Regions from separate parts of the Homo sapiens genome. Here regions 2 and 3 are each linked to region 1. Evidence: read pairs that join two places in POLR2A ChIA-PET (ENCODE). Cell type or tissue: CD4-positive, alpha-beta T cell. All regions are shown on one strand. Each heading gives the region's core, and the rest is flanking DNA. Links, peaks and the distances in the headings are about the cores only. Region 1 has its middle 3.9 kb from the start of HIVEP1. Region 2 holds the start of LOC124901258 (a long non-coding RNA gene). Region 3 overlaps ADTRP (androgen dependent TFPI regulating protein).

The links. Peaks named below come from ENCODE experiments on the same cell type or tissue, not always from the same donor. Only the 100,000 strongest peaks of a DNase experiment are listed, where the experiment ranks them.
Region 2: POLR2A ChIA-PET joins it to region 1 with 18 read pairs; 10 of 35 experiments call an interaction of 5 or more read pairs at or near these places.
Region 3: POLR2A ChIA-PET joins it to region 1 with 10 read pairs; 10 of 35 experiments call an interaction of 5 or more read pairs at or near these places.

Annotation. Positions count from the first base shown.
Region 1 is chr6:12,005,436-12,011,335 of GRCh38, forward strand. It overlaps a transcript of HIVEP1 not described here. Among named protein-coding and RNA genes, the nearest start is that of HIVEP1, 3.9 kb to the right of the region's middle. RefSeq lists silencers at 3,735-3,854, 5,802-5,900 and an enhancer at 4,928-5,472. In CD4-positive, alpha-beta T cell, for the core only: no CTCF peak of the experiment used is centred there; DNase peaks (open chromatin) are centred at 3,266 and 3,606; H3K4me3 peaks cover 2,696 bases; H3K27ac peaks cover 2,591 bases.
Region 2 is chr6:11,727,127-11,733,026 of GRCh38, forward strand. All of the region lies in intron 4 of ADTRP (androgen dependent TFPI regulating protein), which reads right to left. It overlaps LOC124901258 (a long non-coding RNA gene), which reads left to right and starts at 39. Exons shown (of 2, transcript XR_007059452.1): 1 at 39-288; 2 at 2,932-4,121. RefSeq lists enhancers at 2,408-2,577, 4,962-5,261, 5,542-5,631 and a cis regulatory region at 2,493. In CD4-positive, alpha-beta T cell, for the core only: no CTCF peak of the experiment used is centred there; DNase peaks (open chromatin) are centred at 1,465, 2,205, 3,745 and 5,185; H3K4me3 peaks cover 1,807 bases; H3K27ac peaks cover 3,444 bases.
Region 3 is chr6:11,719,712-11,725,611 of GRCh38, forward strand. ADTRP (androgen dependent TFPI regulating protein) reads right to left here. Exons shown (of 6, transcript NM_032744.4): 5 at 3,638-3,789. Among named protein-coding and RNA genes, the nearest start is that of ADTRP, 56 kb to the right of the region's middle. RefSeq lists an enhancer at 2,503-3,702. In CD4-positive, alpha-beta T cell, for the core only: no CTCF peak of the experiment used is centred there; a DNase peak (open chromatin) is centred at 2,730; H3K27ac peaks cover 711 bases.

The sequences.
Region 1 (5,900 bases), core at 401-5,400:
ATAAACATGGAAACCAATAAGATAATTGTAGACTGTGCGATGTTATAAAGGAAATTAATGAATGATGATGAGGCAGAGACTATGGGATAGGGGAGGGGGTATCCACACTTGAGATAGGACATATCATGTTTAATTTACATGTGTTCAGATTGTGATTACAATGGGGAAAATAAAACCCTTAAATCCTTTGGCAATCGACAAAATCACTTTATTTATAACACACTAAAGGTGTGCACCAAGACGGCTTTCCACAGGAGGTTTGAGAACCATTTTACTAGAAATGTGAAAGAGTATTTACACAACAATGTTTTAAGAGTTATTTAGGAGTAATTCTTCATGGAAATAAGAAAGTCTAGAATGAAGTCTTTCGGCTCCTCCTCAAGCAACTGACAAGCCCCTTTCCTAGGCCGGCATTAACTCTATCTACAATTCTATGTAAATATACTCTTGGTATCTGCTATGAACTGAATTGTCCCCCCAGCATCCCAATTGATATGTTGAAGCCCTAACCCCCAATGTTACTGTATCTGGAGATAGAGTCTTTAGGAGGTAATTAAGGTTAAATTAGGTAATAAGGGTGGGGTACTGATCTAATGGGATTAGCGACCTTAAAAGAAGAGACACCAAAGAGCCAGTGCTCCCTCTCTCTGTATAAGCACTACACCTGGGAAAGGCCATGTGAGGACACAGAGAGAAGGTGGCAGTCTACAAGCCAAGAAGACAGGCCTCGGAGAAAGCCAACCCTGCTGATGCCTTGATCTTGAACTCCCAGCCTCTAGAACTGTGGGACACTGTATTAACTCAGGGCCCACTGGAACAAAAATACCACCTTGTTAGATCACAGATGAGGTTGGGTCATTTTCATTGAATGCTATTCTTCCTCTAGGGTTCCTCAGTATGCCACTTGTGGACATAGCTTATGAGGAATTCTTTCAGGAACTGCAGGTATCAATCACATCTAGTTTTCTTTCCCCTCTTCACAGATAGTACACCAAATAATATCCATTAAACTGTCGTTACTTGCCATTGAAAGAGAGGCTTTTCAATGAGATGTGGTTTGCTCTAATAGCACGTCTCCTACAGGTAACAGTATCAGTACTGGCGTAAATGTGAATTAAATCATCCTTCTAAAAACAAGACATGGTTAAAATCAAACACATTTTCTCTTCTTTTCCTTAAGCCTCACACCATGCCAGGATGCCCATCATTTTCATGACACATCGAAATTTGAAAAACTTTAAAAAATTCCCTTTTCTTATTCTCTCCATTGATGTAGAATATTATAAAGTTATTGAAATCTGGTTTTCACAAAATATAATCTTTAAACTTTGAGCATCTGAATATTTTCTGGATCCCCATCATAGTTCTATCATTTACCAGCTCTGTAGCTTCCGGAAGACTATGTAGCATTTCTAAGCCTCTGTTTCTTCATCTACAGTGTGGGTTTATGGCGGGGACTAAATGAGTTTATATAGGAAAACCCGGCAAGTCGTAAGCGCTCAATAGCTGTTAATCACTACCACTACCATTATTACAACTGCTAATGTTACTGCAGTTTTTGTAACCAGCCTCCATATCGATCCTAAATCCATCAGTAACAATAACTTTCCTTAAAAAGACCATTCTCAGGCCAGATGTCTCCAAATAGCTACCAACTGTTTGTAATATCATGTCTTAATTCCTTCCAAATGATGACTGAGTAGGCTCTTCTCTGGTTGCCTGTTGCCTGCCCATTCTGTCTTCCTAGCTCATTACGAGAGAACCCACCCTTCCCAATGGCCCCGGGGCAATCCAGGTGTACATCTCTCATCTGAGCATGATTTTTTTTTTGAGACGGAGTCTCGCTCTGTGGCCCAGGCTGGAGTGCAGTGGCGTGATCTTGGCTCACTGCAAGCTCCGCCTCCCTGGTTCACGCCATTCTCCTGCCTCAGCCCCCCGAATAGCTGGGAATACAGGCGCCCGTCACCACGCCCAATTAATTTTTCTATTTTTAGTAGAGACAGGGTTTCACTGTGTTAGCCAGGATGGTCTCGATCTCCTGACCTTGTGATCCGCCCCCCTCGGCCTCCCACAGTGCTGGGATTACAAGCGTGAGCCACTGCGCCCGGCCCTGAGTATAATTATTAATACCTTCCCTTTCACTCTCAAGTGTCCTGGCATGGGTGTTACTTGTTTCCCATTTGCTTAGACTTTCTGCTCTCGGTGGAAAAACCATCACACACAGTTCACTTGCTCTCACCTTCAAGTTATTTCCCTCCTCTAGAATGCTGTACTTCCACCACTGCCAAATCGTGAACTTTCTCTCCTTCAATATCCCACTGAGAACTCACCCCCAGGATGGGACTCTGCTCACCCCGTCCTCTACTCAAGCAGAAGCCTCTCAGCGATCATGTAAATAACTGTATAACTTTAATTGGCTCTGTTTATAAGCCTCTTATATCTTTTTTTCCCTCTAGGTATTTTTCCATGTGTTTATCCTGTCTCCATTAATTTGTAATCTTCCAGAGGGCAAGGCCTGAACACAAGCTTCTGTTGGTGTAAAGTGGAGGCACAGGTAAGGCTGATTGCTAGACACTGCCGTCCTTCTTTATTAGTAATCTGTTAAAAAAAAAAAAATTCTTTGTTGTAGTGTTTTGTTAGTGATGGTCCCGAGACTGCTAACCTAATGAAAAACTATATCCAGTGTCTGCTAGTGTCCAGACAAAAGAAAATCAACAGTTACAAGCTTTTCATAACGTGAGGGGAAAGTGTGCGGATATTTTGACCCATAAGGGAATTTATGGTGTATGGAAAGCATGTTATAGAATTTGTTGCCTTTAGATTTTTATTCTTGTCTTTTCAAGGCTGCAGGACTGTCTCAGAAGGGAAATAATATTTACCTTCCAAACTGAGATCTAAAACCCGAACAAAGCCTCAGGAAACATACTCCACCACCATCTTACAAGTTTGTGCTACGGGTGGAGGGAAAATGAATCTAATGTAGGAGGCCTCCCGCTGTGCGTCTAGCAGGAAAGACCATACGGTGCAAGTCTCCAGGATCACTAGAGGGGTGGATTGTTCATTTCAGTCCAGGTAGCAACAGGAAGCCCGTGCAAATGTTCCTCTCTCACTGCGGGGCTAAGGAGTGTGGGTCCTTTCCCGCGACTACCTGCTTGCCTCTCTCAGAACCTGCAAGTGAAGTGCGGAAGATCTGTCTATCTTCTCGGCGGCGCAGAGCCCAAGGTAGAAACCGATGGAGGCGGTGCACTAGATAACATCAAAGCCCCGGGCAGGGGCCAGAAAGGGGGGCACAGGCAGCCCGGGGAATGAAGCGCCTCCCTCTAGCATTTCCTCTCACGCCCACTTCCAACCTAGGAGGCTTTTGGTTTCTGCTTTTTTGTTTTTAAAATTAAAAGTTAAACCCAGGAAGCTTTGGATCAGACTTTTGTGTTGCAGTTCGGGTAAGTTTTTCTCTCGGTTCTTTTGTCTGGCGCCTGGCTTGGGAAGAGCCTGGGCGTGGGGCAGAGTTGGCAGGGCGTGCGGGGAAGGTTTTGTCGCCGGGTTGCCCAGAGGAGGAGGGGATTCGGCCGGTGGATGGGAAAGCCCAGCGCGCGCGGAGGGCGGAGGGCGGAGGGCCGAGGGGAGGGACGAGCGGCGTGACCCGGCGGCCGGCGGGGAGGAACCTCCGGGATCTCCGCGTGGCGGTGGCGGCGGCGGCGGCGGCGGCGGCGCTGCCGGGCCGCGCGCTGGGCGGAGGGCCGGGGCCGCGGGGCCGCGCCAGGGGGGTGCCTGAGCCGGGCCCGGCCGGGCGGCCGCGTGGGAACCCGAGCCGTGGACGCAGCGGCGGGGGCGGGCAGGGTGGCGCGGGGCCCAGTGGACGCGGCTCCGGGGTGGACTTTGTGCCCTCTCCAAACTGTTCGCCAAGAAAAACGTGTGTTGAGCTTTTCAGTGACACTATCCTCCCTCGAACCCCACTTTCCCCAAGGGGGGCTCCAGAAGCGTTCACGCGGACGGTGGGGATGGAACCATAGAGAAATGGACCTCCAGGAGCCCCCTCTTTTTTGGGGGCAGAGAATGGTCACTTGCTCCTGCATTGTCCCAGGATTTTTGACAGTTGAAACTGCAGTTTACCATTCACATTCATCCTCCACATTCACCCTCTGCTTCATTTTTTTCCCACGCTGTGTTTATTTGATACATTTTGAGAAAATATATTGGATTTGCCACAAAACAAGCCTAAAGAAGCTACTTTATAGTATAGCCAGGTTTCCCTGCATCCTGATATCTGGGAAGAATTGTAGGCAGAATTAGGAAAAGAAACTGCATTTAGAAAATTCAAAAACTTACTAGGAAACTATTCTGTATTGTATATATTTCAAATAAAAGTTTAATATCGGTTTGCTGCTCAAGGAAATAGTTGAAATGTCAAAATTTACCTATCGTAATTCGAAATTGCATGTATGTTTTGTTAGAAAGTTCGTAGTAATGCTGAATCCTACATAAACATTGTGTTGACAGTATGTTGTGCTCAACAATTATTGGGTTAAACGTTATTCATTCAGTTAGCATTTTTCACTTCCAAAGTGATACAAACTTCACTCATTATCACATTACCTTTCTCCTGACAGATTAATAGCTATACGTTCACAGTTAAATGCATGTTTACTTTTGGATTCAAATAACCCAGTTGGGAAGTTACATTATATACTTTTTTGGTGATTGCAACCTATTGGATATCATTTCATTTCACAAATGAGAGATGGTTATAGCACAATGAAAATAAAAATTGCATTATTTCATCGTAGGGTTAGCATTAGTATGCTAGACATAATTGTACATGTACACAGTTGGATGATCTTTGCTTTTATAACCAAATTTACTTTGTAGTAGGCATATTTCTCCCTTTACATGATATTATTTTTGGCTACACACTCGCCATTACTGAGTATTCCATTTTTAATCATTCCCATTCTGGTGGTTTGAGCTTTTCTTAGCTCAAATGAGCCAGAGGTACGATTTCCTCAGGGGAATTTTAGGGGTCAACTCCAGCAGGAAAAACCTAGACGTCGTTATGGAAGCCCAAGGGAACAAAACAATTCAAGTTTGCACAGATGGCCAGCTGTCTTAGTGGTTGTATGGTCGTTTAGCATTTTTATTCCTTAAAAGGGGAAACCAGTTTAGTTTCATCAGGGATTTTTTTTTTTTTGCATCAATTTTGTTTCACCTTATTCCTCTCAAGTTTGAGGTGGCCCGTTAAACCAGCCACTTTTGCTTCTTGAGGTGGACCTGTGGAATTTCTGTGCCCCAAACTGCGAACGTTCTTTAGGTCTAACCCTGAAAACCTTCGTTACCCTGGTCCAGCCCCTCTTCACTGCTTTGCCATGGATTTCCACTCCTTGCTTTCTCTACTGCTTTCTAGCAGCCGGGGTCACACCTTGGTTCATGCTAATTACTCCCTCTTCCCCTTTCACGCTCTCCCCTCTTCCCTGGAGCCCGGTCCGACGACCAGCCCCGCACCCCCCTTTTCTGTCCCCGAAGTCCCCTCCCGGGTTGGCCCTATAAGCTGTCAGGCTGGCAGGCAGGGGTTAATTGCGCTCGCAGCTTCGGCACTGGGAAGCACCAGCGGGGCTTTGGAGCGGCCTCTGGAATAACCTTGGCTTTCCTCGCTCTTTTAATAGAACATCCGCCACCAAAAAGTGGTTTCAGTTCAGGGTTAACATGTCCCCTTCCACTCTCCAAACCAACACCCTGCCCCCTCCGTTTTTTTAAAAGTTGTTTTTCAAAGTTAATGAGTTTTAAGTTTCACAATGACTTTCCCCTTCCTTCTACGCGTTGCTGAGGAAACCCCCTTGGGGTCCCCCCCCCCCCCCGCCTCCCCCTCCCCCATTCTGCCCGGGCGAGGGGCGGGGCCGGGAGACCCC
Region 2 (5,900 bases), core at 245-5,244, 280 kb before region 1:
TTCTCCTGCCTCACCCTCCCGAGTAGCTGGGTTTACAGGCGTGCGCCACCATGCCCAGCTAATTTTTGTATTTTTTGTAAAGACAGGGTTTCACCATGTTGGTCAGGATGGTCTCAAACTCCTGACCTTGTGATCCGCCCACCTCAGCCTCCCAAAGTGCTGGGATTACAAGCATGAGCCACCATGGCCAGCCTAGAGTTCTTTAAGATATGCGTTCCATGGATGCATTACAGGATGCCCACAGTGATTCTTACCTGCATGGCTACTTCTCATGGCAGGACAAAGAAGGTATATGGCATAGAAAATAAACAGTTTCAAGTAGATAGGGCTAGGAGTTTGGAGTCAGTGAGGAGCTCTGAATGTACTCCAAAAAGTTGCATCACTTAGTTCACTTTGTTTACTTTATATAGTTGAAATTAGGGCTTCTGAATTCCCATGCACATTTATGTAAGATAGTCTATAAATAAGGACATCCCCCCAGAGGCTTGGAAAATTTCTGTTTACTTCATGTTTGTTTCCTTCAGCATAAGGCTTGTAAAAGAAAGTTCCCGAGGTAAGCTAATGAATTGTGTACTTTCACAGATAAAGTGTAAGGAAAGTTATAGGTGTGGTACCTGACAGTAGGAAAATTAACAGAGATACAGAGTATGAGGCAAGATGATAGTAATTTACCAAGGGTACTCAGCAGAGAGGCGTGAATGAGGACAGAGTCACACTGTTAGTTGACATCACTTCTTTATGGCTTGCCTGAATATGAGGGGAAGGTGGGAAGAGAGAGGGGAAAGAAGAAGGAAGGAAGGAAGGAAGGACGGAAAGAAGGAAGGAAGGGAGGCAGGGAGGGAGGGAGGTAGGTAGGGAGGGAGGGAGGGAGGGAGGGAGGGAACTTTGCATTCAACATGTCTTCTATTTCAGCCAATGTCAGCCCTCCATTCAATCTTGCCCCCAAGTTTGATCCCATGAAATCATATCTATACTAAACTTCCTTCTAAATGTTTCTTCAGCGCACACATTTCACAATCTTCCTTCAGCCTCCTTCATTCCATTTGGGTTTCTGTCATTGTCTACCAACTAGGCTTTCTTGCTCCTTTCAACCCACTTCCCCTATTGCAAGCCATCAGTAATCCGGTAATCTTCCTAAAAGCGAGCTCTGTCCACAGCCCTCCCCTGCCTGCAGTGAATCCCAGGATCCCAGCTGCTTACCTGGCCTGGCCATGCCCCGCTTCCATCTGGAGATCTGCAGTCCATCCATATTGAACCCCTTTGTTTCTTGAGTGAACTGAGCGCTGCAGTTTCTTGGCTTTCACACCTGCTGTTGTCTTCACTGGGTACACCTCTGACCTTTTTGTTTCCTGGAACCTACTTCTCTTTGCCCTGTGTCTGGCTGAATCTTACTCACGCTTCAAATCTCAGCTTAAAAGTCTATTTCTCTAGAAAAGATTTCCTGAAGCTCTCTCCCCCAACCCTGATTCGGGTAAATGCTTACGCCAGGTGCTTCCTCCACCCTGGAACTTACCTTTGTTACTTATTTGATTGTTTTTCTCACTAGCTTGAAAGCTCTGCAGGGGCAGGGACTGTCTCTGTCAGGCACATTTATTTGCCAAGTGCCCAAAATGCAGCAGGTTCTTTGAATTTTGAAATGAATGGCTGTGTTGGGTGGCTCTGTAGGACACTGCTATGGACGGCTCTCAGTCGCCTGACTCACCAAGACCACCACAGGCTCTGGAAATTTGGAAATGTACCCAGTGGCCTTTCAAGTTTTGGTTAATCTCACTTTACTAATACTTTGAAGAGGCCAATGACGTTGCCCCTCAGTTCAAAGAGCAATTTCACATCTTTCTTGAGCCATCTGCTACGTGAACCTCTGTGAGTTGGACTGGGTGGGCACCAAATGGCAGCCAAAAATTAATCTTTTAGGGTCTCCTTATCCTAAATCTTAGAGCATTATAATGGCTGTCAAGAAATTCATAACTTCTGCGTCTTATCAGTAGAGAAATACCGACGTCTGTGGGTGGCAGATAAACAGATAACGGAGTTTTGTGGGCTTTGGGCATATAATTCTTTCTTTCGGTGTTAACCCTCAGGTCACGTCTTTCCAGCCCAGGAGAATAAATCAAACAGAAAGAGTCAGGAGAAACTGCAAGGCTAGAGTGTTAGTCAAATAGTTTACCTAGATGTTGAGGTGTCGGCAGTGATGAGAGTCATTGGGGTGGCAACCTCATCACGGCATTTAGAGCTGTTGCCCAACCCCTCCCTGAGACACCCCCTTCCAGTTTGAAGCCTCTCTGCCTTCAGGGCCCATGGTTTTCTAACTTCCTGCCCTTCTACTACCTGGTAATTCCTTGCTACCTTTGCTGCTCCTTCCCCCTCCTGTCCCTGAGAGGAGGGCCTTTCCCTGGTGTTTGCTTCTTACTTATCTTCCCTCTCTCCTCTCTCTCTTTCCAGCAATCTTGTCACTCCACGAGGGTTCAACTAGCTGCATCTCCTCAGCCCCATCTTTCTTGAGACTGCAGGGTCTGAATTTCTGAATGGAAATTCCTCCAGGCAGGTGATTCTCAATCTTGTCTCAAAATTAGAATTGACTTGAGGGCCTTAAAAATTCCAATGCTGAGGGCATATCCTGAACCAATTAAACCAGAGTATTTTTGAAATGAGACCTAGATATGGGATATTAAACTGACTGTTTTACTTATACCCAAGACGATTACTTTCACAATTCATTTTCATCTATCAATGGAATCACCATTTTTCTTGTCTACTAACTTAAAATTTTTAGAATTATCCTAATTTTTCCTTTTCATTTGTGTGGTACATGTCAATCAATCCATAAAACCTATTCTGTTGTTTCAACAATGTGTCTCAGGCATGTCTCTCATTTCTGATTCTACAGTTTTACTCTCTTCATGCCGTTATTATTTCTGATTTCTGTTACAGGCATTTTGGTTGAATAAGAACTAAGGTTTGAACAGGAAAGATGAGAAGAGCAGGAGATGAGATACCCTCTCCTCTCCTAGTCCTCCACCTCCATCCCTCTTCAGTTTGGATCCTGGCTGGGCTGGACCCCGCATGTTGACAACAAGGATGTGTTGTGTGGCATCTTTTTAATTAATTTTCATATATGAATTTACAGGTAGGGTAAGGATTTCTTCTGTGGAAAATGGTGCTGAGATTCCAATCCCTGCTGAGTTGAGGTTATAAAGCTATGGTTGACCTGGATGATCTCAGTTGAAGGTCATATTTTGGAAACGGTAACAGTGGCTCTGGTAGGGAGTTCACAACATGGTTGGTTCTGAGCAGGACCAACCATGTGTTAGGGAAAATATTTATTCAATAGAAAAATGAATAAAAACCAGAAAGAGAAGAAGAGAATTGCTGATTCTGGAAATGGCAAGGTGGCTGGTCCTGGAACTCAGCTTAGTCCACCCCTTGGCAGTTTTTAATGTATTCTCAGGGTAAGATGTGTACATGTATTTGTAAATGAGGCATGAATTTAAAGAACTGTTACTTCTGGGAACCCAGGAAGCTTTGCTGAGGGATCTTACCCTGGAGAGCACAGTATAAAAGAAAGTAATTCTCTCTCTTGCCTCATAGCAACTACTTTGGGGAAGGGACTTTACAAACATCTGCCCCAAGGCTGGGTGACAGCTGCATATCTGTGCAGTGTTTGTACGGGGCATGCAATACTTTACACACTAGCAGGGACACCTGCAGCATCAGTAGGTTTCTGGTCTACCAAGAGCAGTGTGATGATGCACTCCAGGCCAGCTGGGGTGGTTGCTGTGGCGAGTAACATTGTTAATTCTACCAACACAGGGGGCTGATGGGTAAATGACACTGTTGGCATCAGCAGTGGGCATGGTGTGCTAACCCTTAACACTGTGCCAGGTGGGGATGTTGGACCCAGTGGGGATTACAGTTTTGCTATCTGTGTGTAAGAACAATGCTCAGAACAGTGTGCAGCATGGGTTGTGCAGTGCACGACAGGGGCATGTGTGAGCACTCAGCAGATTATTGGAACTCCTTGGAAAACTGGACCAAGACCTCCAAGGCAGAAGGGTGCTTGGGGATATCACTGGAACTGTGAAATAACCATACATAAAAACTAAGACATTGTGATCAAAGTACATAATGTGCTGGCTAGTTTTTATTTTTATATTGGTTTATATTTTATTTTGTTTCCCATCTCTTGTCACTCCAACTTATTTGAAGCACTATTGTCAAGAATGACATTTTAAAGCATAATTTGCTGGCCAAGTTACAAATACTGCTCACCCTTGCTTCCACTCCAAACAAACAAACAAACAACAGCAACAACAAATGCTCCCATTTTCTATACTATGTCCAACATCCTCTAGTCTGCCATCTGCAAGCCTTCATGAGTGGGTAGTTCCAGGGATATTTCTCATTAGTCTCTTTCACAAACAGGTCCAGCAAAGAGAATTACTGACCCTTGCTCTCACGCTTTCTGCACTCTCCTGGCCTTGGGACTGTGCTCCTTTTGTTTACCTTCTCTCATTTTTTCTAGCTCCAATCCTGCCGGTCCTTCAGGGCTCAGATCCAATGCATGCCTTCCACAGTGCCCTTCCCACACCGCTCAGCTGGATGCAAACTCTTCCTTTTCTGTGGCTCCTTGTGTTTTTTTTATGAGGTTTTACCACTTTCCATCTTCTGCACTTATAATTTGTATGCATGGGTCATCTCCACTTATTAAGGATAAACCCCCTGCAGGCTGAAGCTTGGCCTGATATAACATTGCTTTTCTGGGCAGGACCAACCATGTGTTAGGGAAAATATTTATTCAATAAAAGAAAGAATAAAAACCAGCAGAAGGAACATTTCTATTTTTTTGCTCCTCACCACTGCCTCAGGGAGAACTAGGTGAGGTGTTTTGGGGTAGGAGAGAAGGGAGAAATAAGTGAGCTACCATATTTAAAGGTGACTAATGCTTTCCAAAGGAAATGAAAGCTTTGCAGTCATTACTATTTTGCAAAGCTTTATTTTCCCACTTAGGGGAGAGCTCTTCAATTTTGCAATCTGAAAAATAACTAAAAGCAACCACCACATGTAAGGCGGTCCCCACGGTCTCAGGAACTATTTTTAGGTCATTTGAACATGGTTTCGGCGGTGAAATGCTTCTCCAGCTCAGCTTCAGTGCCGTTTTCCTGACTCATGTTCGTTTCTCACGCTCCCTCTGGCCCGAGCCCATGCTCTTTACCTCATTCGTGTTATGCCATTTCCCCATTTGACTGTCCAAACTGGCACATCTGACAGTGGGCCCATAGCCACTTCCCTAAAACGTCTCCATGGGTGTCTGCAGTTTGTAGAACTTCATGGCCATCTGTGGCTGTGAGGAGCCAGGGGCCCTGGAAACTGCGTAAGGGTGGGGTTGGCAGGCACCAAAGAGTCTGAGCTCCTCTAACCAGGGCGTGAGCAGAAATAGAGATGCTTCCATCAACAGGATCACATCAAACACCCTCCTTTAAGTGTCTATATTTGATTTGTTCTAGCAAAAATGGGGCTTAGTGGACCAAATACCAACTTAGCATTTTTCATGAAGGACGAAATCCCAAACCACCTCAGCTCCCCACTGGGCACTGGGGCTCACCCAGTCACGTTCCTGCTGGTGACAGGTCTCCATCCCTTCCCTCCACTCCCTTCATTACCAGTACTTTAATGTCTAATCCAAGCACATAGAGCTGGGAACAACACGTGAAAGATTTCAAAGTGCAGAGCTAGGTCAAGCTTTGTGCATGCCCATCCATCCAGCATTTAGCTGAATGGTTTTGCACACACTGGGAATTGAACAAATACCTGGCCATGTAAACACAGTGGAAAGACAACTGGATTTGGAGAGAGGAGACCTCAGTTTTAGTTGGCTCAAGTACCAGCTTTGCATCTCTACC
Region 3 (5,900 bases), core at 649-5,648, 290 kb before region 1:
GATTCTAGCCTCCAATAGCCTGACCTCCTATTTGCTGTAAGTACCTGAGGACGTGCATCATCTCTGTCCGTCTGCTATCGGGTAGCTGTTACCTTTAATCACTTGCAGCTGGGAAACTGGTAATTTATACATCAACTCAAAGGGGAGAATGAGGGAGAATAAGATGACCAGCAGCAGTGACTAACTGTATGCCAGGTCCTGCTGTAGGCGCTAGATCCTCAGCAAGTCATCTGAGGTTCTCCGTGAGCCCAGGAGGAGGCCACTAGCATTATCTCCACTAGGACAAGAGAAAGCTGGGGCACAGAGACCTTCAGTGTCTCACTCAGTGTCACAGGTACAAGTGGCAGGGCCAAGATAGAGACTGAGGCAGTTTGGCACCAGAACTTTTCTTCTAACCACAGCCCCCGACTGCCTCCCTAAAGCATTCATTTGAATTTCTCCTGTCATCAAAGGGGGCTCAGGCTGTGGAAGGAGGGAAAACATAGGCTTAGCTCTGGCTTTGGACAGAATACGTGGCTATCTATAAGTTTCCAGAACTGAAGATCTGGAGAAAGGCTCACTAGTAGGGGAACCAGTCAACTGAGTGCCCAAGCCTAGACAATATTAAACCTTATGAATACTGGCACAGCAGGAATAGACAGGGATCATCTCAGGCCACCTGGGCTTGGTGGTCACTCTACTTAGAGGCTGTCTGATCACTGAGGAATTGAAGTGCATTGCCACAGAATACATGGTTGGTTTGCGGCCAGGTGAGGGATATACCCTTTTCTTTTTTTTTGAGATGGAGTCTTGCTCAGTCACCCAGGCTGGAGTGCAGTGGCGCGATCTCGGCTCACTGCAAGCTCCGCCTCCTGGTTTCATGCCATTCTCCTGCCTCAGCCTCCCGCGTAGCTGGGACTACAGGCGCCCGCCACCACACCCGGCTAATTTTTTGTATTTTTAGTAGAGACGGGGTTTCACTGTGTTAGCCAGGATGGTCTCGATCTACCGTGGCTTTCTTGATTCCTATTCCAGTGCTCTTTCCCCTGTTTAATACTTTCTGCCCTAACATGCATGTCTTCAACAACTCTCTAACTGGTACGCCTTGTCATCACCCTCCTATACTCCTTAAACTCCCTGCCCAATACTCTACAGCCATTAGAGTCACTCCTTATCTGCTGTCTCCAGAACACCTTTGCAAAAAGTTGTACTTTACACCTAGGAAAAAAGGCCCTTGGATATTCTATTGTCTGCACTGATTGAGGCAACGAGAAAGCTAATGGAAATAGTGGATCTTGAGATGAACAAGACATACCCCTAATTCGTAAGACACCCGAGGTCTAGTGGAAAAACAAATCCCTAAAGCAGTAGTAAAACCGCAGTCATGATAAAATGGTAAGTCTGGTGACTGGGAGGTAAAGGGGGAAGCACTGGGAAGGGCATGAAGTCCAACCTGGGCTGACCAGGGAAGGCTTCCTGGAAGAGGCGAGTGTTGAAATGCATGAGTATGAACCAGGCAAAGACTGGAGGAGACACAGAATCCCGTGGACGTAAGAAACAACATCAACGTGGAGGGAAAACCAGCAGTTTGGTGCCACTGGGGCACACATATAGAAGAGCAAAAGCCAAAGCAGGGACTGGGTCACAGAGGCCCTTGTGTGTCATTCCAAGGGTGTGGACTTTCTTCAGTCAATTGGGGGAAGCCTTAGAAAGTGTTTTCAGTAGAATAGGACATGGGGAAATGTGTTCACATAGGTTATTTAGCTTTCAGCAATGTAAAAGTGTTCACTGCATTGCAACTTTAACAAATCTAATTTTTCTTTAATTCGTATTAAATTATTTATAATTAATAAAGATCTGTTCAAGATTTAATACATTTCTGATCTTATTCTGATGTTAAATAGGACCTTTTACCCTTTCTCTTCTTTAAAAAGTTAAAAATCTAGAAAGACCTCGAGAGGTAAGTACAGTCATTTACAATCGTCTCTTTCTACTTGAAAACTTGCATGTACATGAGGTAGTTGAGGGTCCATATGATGCCAGCTTATCTGTTTATTGAGACCTAATTATAGTTAAAAATTGGATGCAGTACTTAAACAATGAGGCTTGTTAAGAACGTTGTATTGAGAATAGTAATTTCAATAATAATAAATATGATGATAATTTTGTTTTTTAATTCAATGGATGTTTAAAATTCACCATAGAGTAACAATTTAAAAATTAACTCAATACATTATTGAACTCAATACAATTGATTTTAAAAGTTATTGTTCTCTAAGCTCTAAGTAATCAAGTTTTTCTCTGTACTTCCTATATCTTAAAGCTTCTTTAAATATATATAGAGAGAGAGAGATTTGGGGAGGCATCAGAAATCTTTACCCAGAACTTCAAGGAGCCAAAACTAGTTAGAATTATATGTCAACACATCTGAAATGTCAACACATTTTTTTTTTTGCGATAATTTTCTGTGATTTGGAATCCTGATTGGGAAGTAATTTTTAGTATTCCATTTTTTTAAGTGTTTGCTTTCAAAGAGAATTTTGCCCTTGAGAGTTTCTTAAACCAGTCAAATTCTCCAAGAGTAGAAAACATGTGATACATCCAAGTTGCGTGCTTATTTCTCCAGGGTCTCAGCTTCCTCTCAGAAACGCACACTCTGGTACTGAACCTTCTGAAACTGTCAGGTTTTTTTTGCATACACGGGCTTATGTTTTCACACCAGTTCATAGATTGGGCGGAAGATGGCACTTCTGCCATCTCTATTTTGATAGAACAGAATGGCATGTGGGCGAGTGATGTGGGGGACTGGGTGTGACTCTTTGCCATCCTTATATACAGAATCAGGGTAGAGTTCCTGCGCTTCTCCTGGGGTAGGGAAGCAAGTCATGGGTGTTTTACAGCCTGACTTTCTGGTAGTTACTTTTCCAACAATAAAAAAATATTCTGGGGTGGGGTGGGGAGAGAGGAAGCAGGAAGGAGAATGAAATCTTCCATTTTAAAATTAACTAAGTTAAGATGATTTTTTTTTCTTAGGAAGAAGCAACAGGATTGTACCCACCTATAACGAGAAAGCTTAACTTACTGACATATTCTCATTGCTGAAGACTCTGTCTGAATGAGGATTTCAATCTCAAGTCTAGGATGTGATTTCATCTGGTAAATGTCTTATGGAAGGCTGAGGAGCAGCCTAATGAGGTACTGCTGAGTTGGGAGGAGGTGGGAGGAGCTGAGAGGGCTATCTGGACTCACTTCCCTCAAAATGAAACCTTGATATTTTCAAAGCTTGTGTCCCTGGAGCCCTCACTTGGGTTAGGGGGAGACCCCTGATTTTATTTATTCATGCTAGGGATGGTAATACCTTGTTCTCTAGGTCCTGGGCTTTCTAAAGAAGATTATTTTTAGCTCTAAAGTTAAATGACACATTGTTTGGGGGAGGAGGGGAGATCCTTTGATGGGGTCCTTTAAAAGAGTGCCCCACCCCCAACGCTGTCCTCTTGCCTTGGCAGGACCTCTTGGCAGGACCTGTCTGAGTACTTTGGACAAAGACAGTAAGCATCATTGCTTCTGTTTGCGGCTAGTTTTTCTTTCTGTTTCCAGGTGAAGGGGAGAGGCAGACACGGAAGAAGCGCATCTGTAGCTAAGAAAGAAATACACTGACCCCATTTCCAGTGGTTGAGCTTCTCTCCAAGTAGGTAGATGCTGGCGATGAAGACGTAGCTGAGAGAGAAGAAAGCTGCTAGACCCAAGAGGCTGAGTTTGGCAAACACAGGATACACCCAGGTACCCGTCTCAAAGTAGAGCCATAGGATGCTGCAGGAAATAAGAAGTCGTGGTGGTTATAGCAGGAGGAGAAAAACAAGCCATTTTCTCATCAGGATTAATGAGGTACTGGTACCCAGGCAGGGGAAGAGAACCCATCAGGGACGTTTGTCAACAGCTGTAGTATTCCCACAAACCTAAAGAAGTGAGGCTTTTCTGGGTAAATCAACTTGATTCAATAAGACATGCTGTTTGATGGGCTGGGCTGGGCTGTTTTACCTAATCCACTTAAATTCAACATTGGTGAAAAAATATAAGAGAACATAGGGCCAGGCACTGTGGCTCATGCCTGTAATCCCAGCACTTTGGGAGGCTGAGGGGGGTGGATCACCTGAGGTCAGGAGTTCGAGAGCAGCCTGGCCAACATGATGAAACCCCATCTCCACTAAAAATACAAAAAATTAACTGGGCATGGTGGCTCAGGCCTGTAATCCCAGCTACTAGGGAGGCGGAGGAAGAAGAATCGCTTGAACCTGGGAGGCAGAGGTTGCAGTGATCCAAGATCACGCCACTGCACTCTAGCCTGGGCAACAAGAGTGAAACTTTGTCTCAAAAACAAACAAACAAACAAACAAACAAACATAGAACCATCGTTAGCTAAAGAACTAAAGAGAGTATGTGGGAACATGAATGATCCCTTTCCCTGAGAGGTATGGCCTGCTGAGACATTGAACCTGCTATTATGGCATTGATTTTGCTGGCTCTAAGCCAGAGAAGTGGGGTTTGCTTTTTTGGATCTAAGAATCAGGTGCAGCTTTCCCTTAGCTCTCCAAGTCTGCGGGGATGAGGGAGCAGAGATAGAGCGTTATTGCCCTAACACAATATGCCTAGGATTTAACTGTCGGCCCTGATTTTCACTCATGCATATAGCCATAAATAGAGTGTTAGGCAGTAATGCATGGATTTGCAGGGAGGCTCAGATCTTGCTTATGTGAGGATAGGCTGTAAGTCATTTCTGGAAGCCGAGAGAAGGAAAAGAAATGCTAGGAGAAGAGCCATGATGTCTAAGTGAAGCCTAAAAATGCAGTTTGCTGGAAACCAACTGCACTGGAAGGTGCCAAAGTCTGAAATAACTTTAAAAAATTAAATGTGGGGAAGCTGATGCATCAGCTACAGTTCATCATTGGTTAGGAGCACAGAATCTGGAACTGGGCTTCTGTGATTCAAACCCCAGCTCTGCCACCTAGTAGCTATGTTACCTCCAGCAATTTCATCAACCTTTCTGTCCCCATCTCCTCAATGTGTAAAGTGAAGATCCAAACAGCATACACCTTCTAAGGCTGTTGTAAAGATTACGGGAGTTAACACATGTAAAAGACACAGAACAGTGCTTGGCACATTGTAATATTTGACAAGAGTTCAAAAGCTTCCATCTCCACTGAGGGATGGCACAATGGGAGTGCTCTCAGAAAGCCTTCTTTGAAGCTGCTGATCTCTTGTAGCAATTAGGATAGGCCAGGTTATGCTTCAAAAACAATATTTAAATTTGAATATCCCACGTTGTCAAAGGAATTCAGATGGAAGAATGAAATTCTGTGCTTAAACTTTCAGAAACCCAAGGGTGATCTCTGTCATTTCAAATACTTGAAGTTTGTTAAATGGTTTGTGGAAGAGTCAAGGGCTATATTCAGGACCGGGAGTAGGGTGAAGCAAGAGAGGCCCTAGGGTGTAAAACTTAAGGGATCATCTCTGCAACAAAGGACACAATAAACAGTGTGAAAAGGCAATCCATGGAATGGGAAACAATATTTCTAATCATATCTCTAATAAGGGGTTAATATCCAAAATATGTAAAATATTCCTGTAACTCAACAATAACAAAAAACCCAAATAACTCAATTAAAAATGGACAAAGGACTTGAATAGACCTTTTACAGAGAAGATACATAAAAGGCCAACAAATGCATGAAAGGATGTTCAACATCACTAATAACTAGAAGAAATGCAAATCAAAATGACAGTGAGATATTGTCTTACACTCATTAGGATGGATACTATATTTTTTTTAAAAAGACAAGATAACAAGTGTTAGTAAGGACATAGAGAAATTGGAACCCTTGTTCATTGTTGGTAGGAATGGAAGATGGTACATCTGCCTTGGA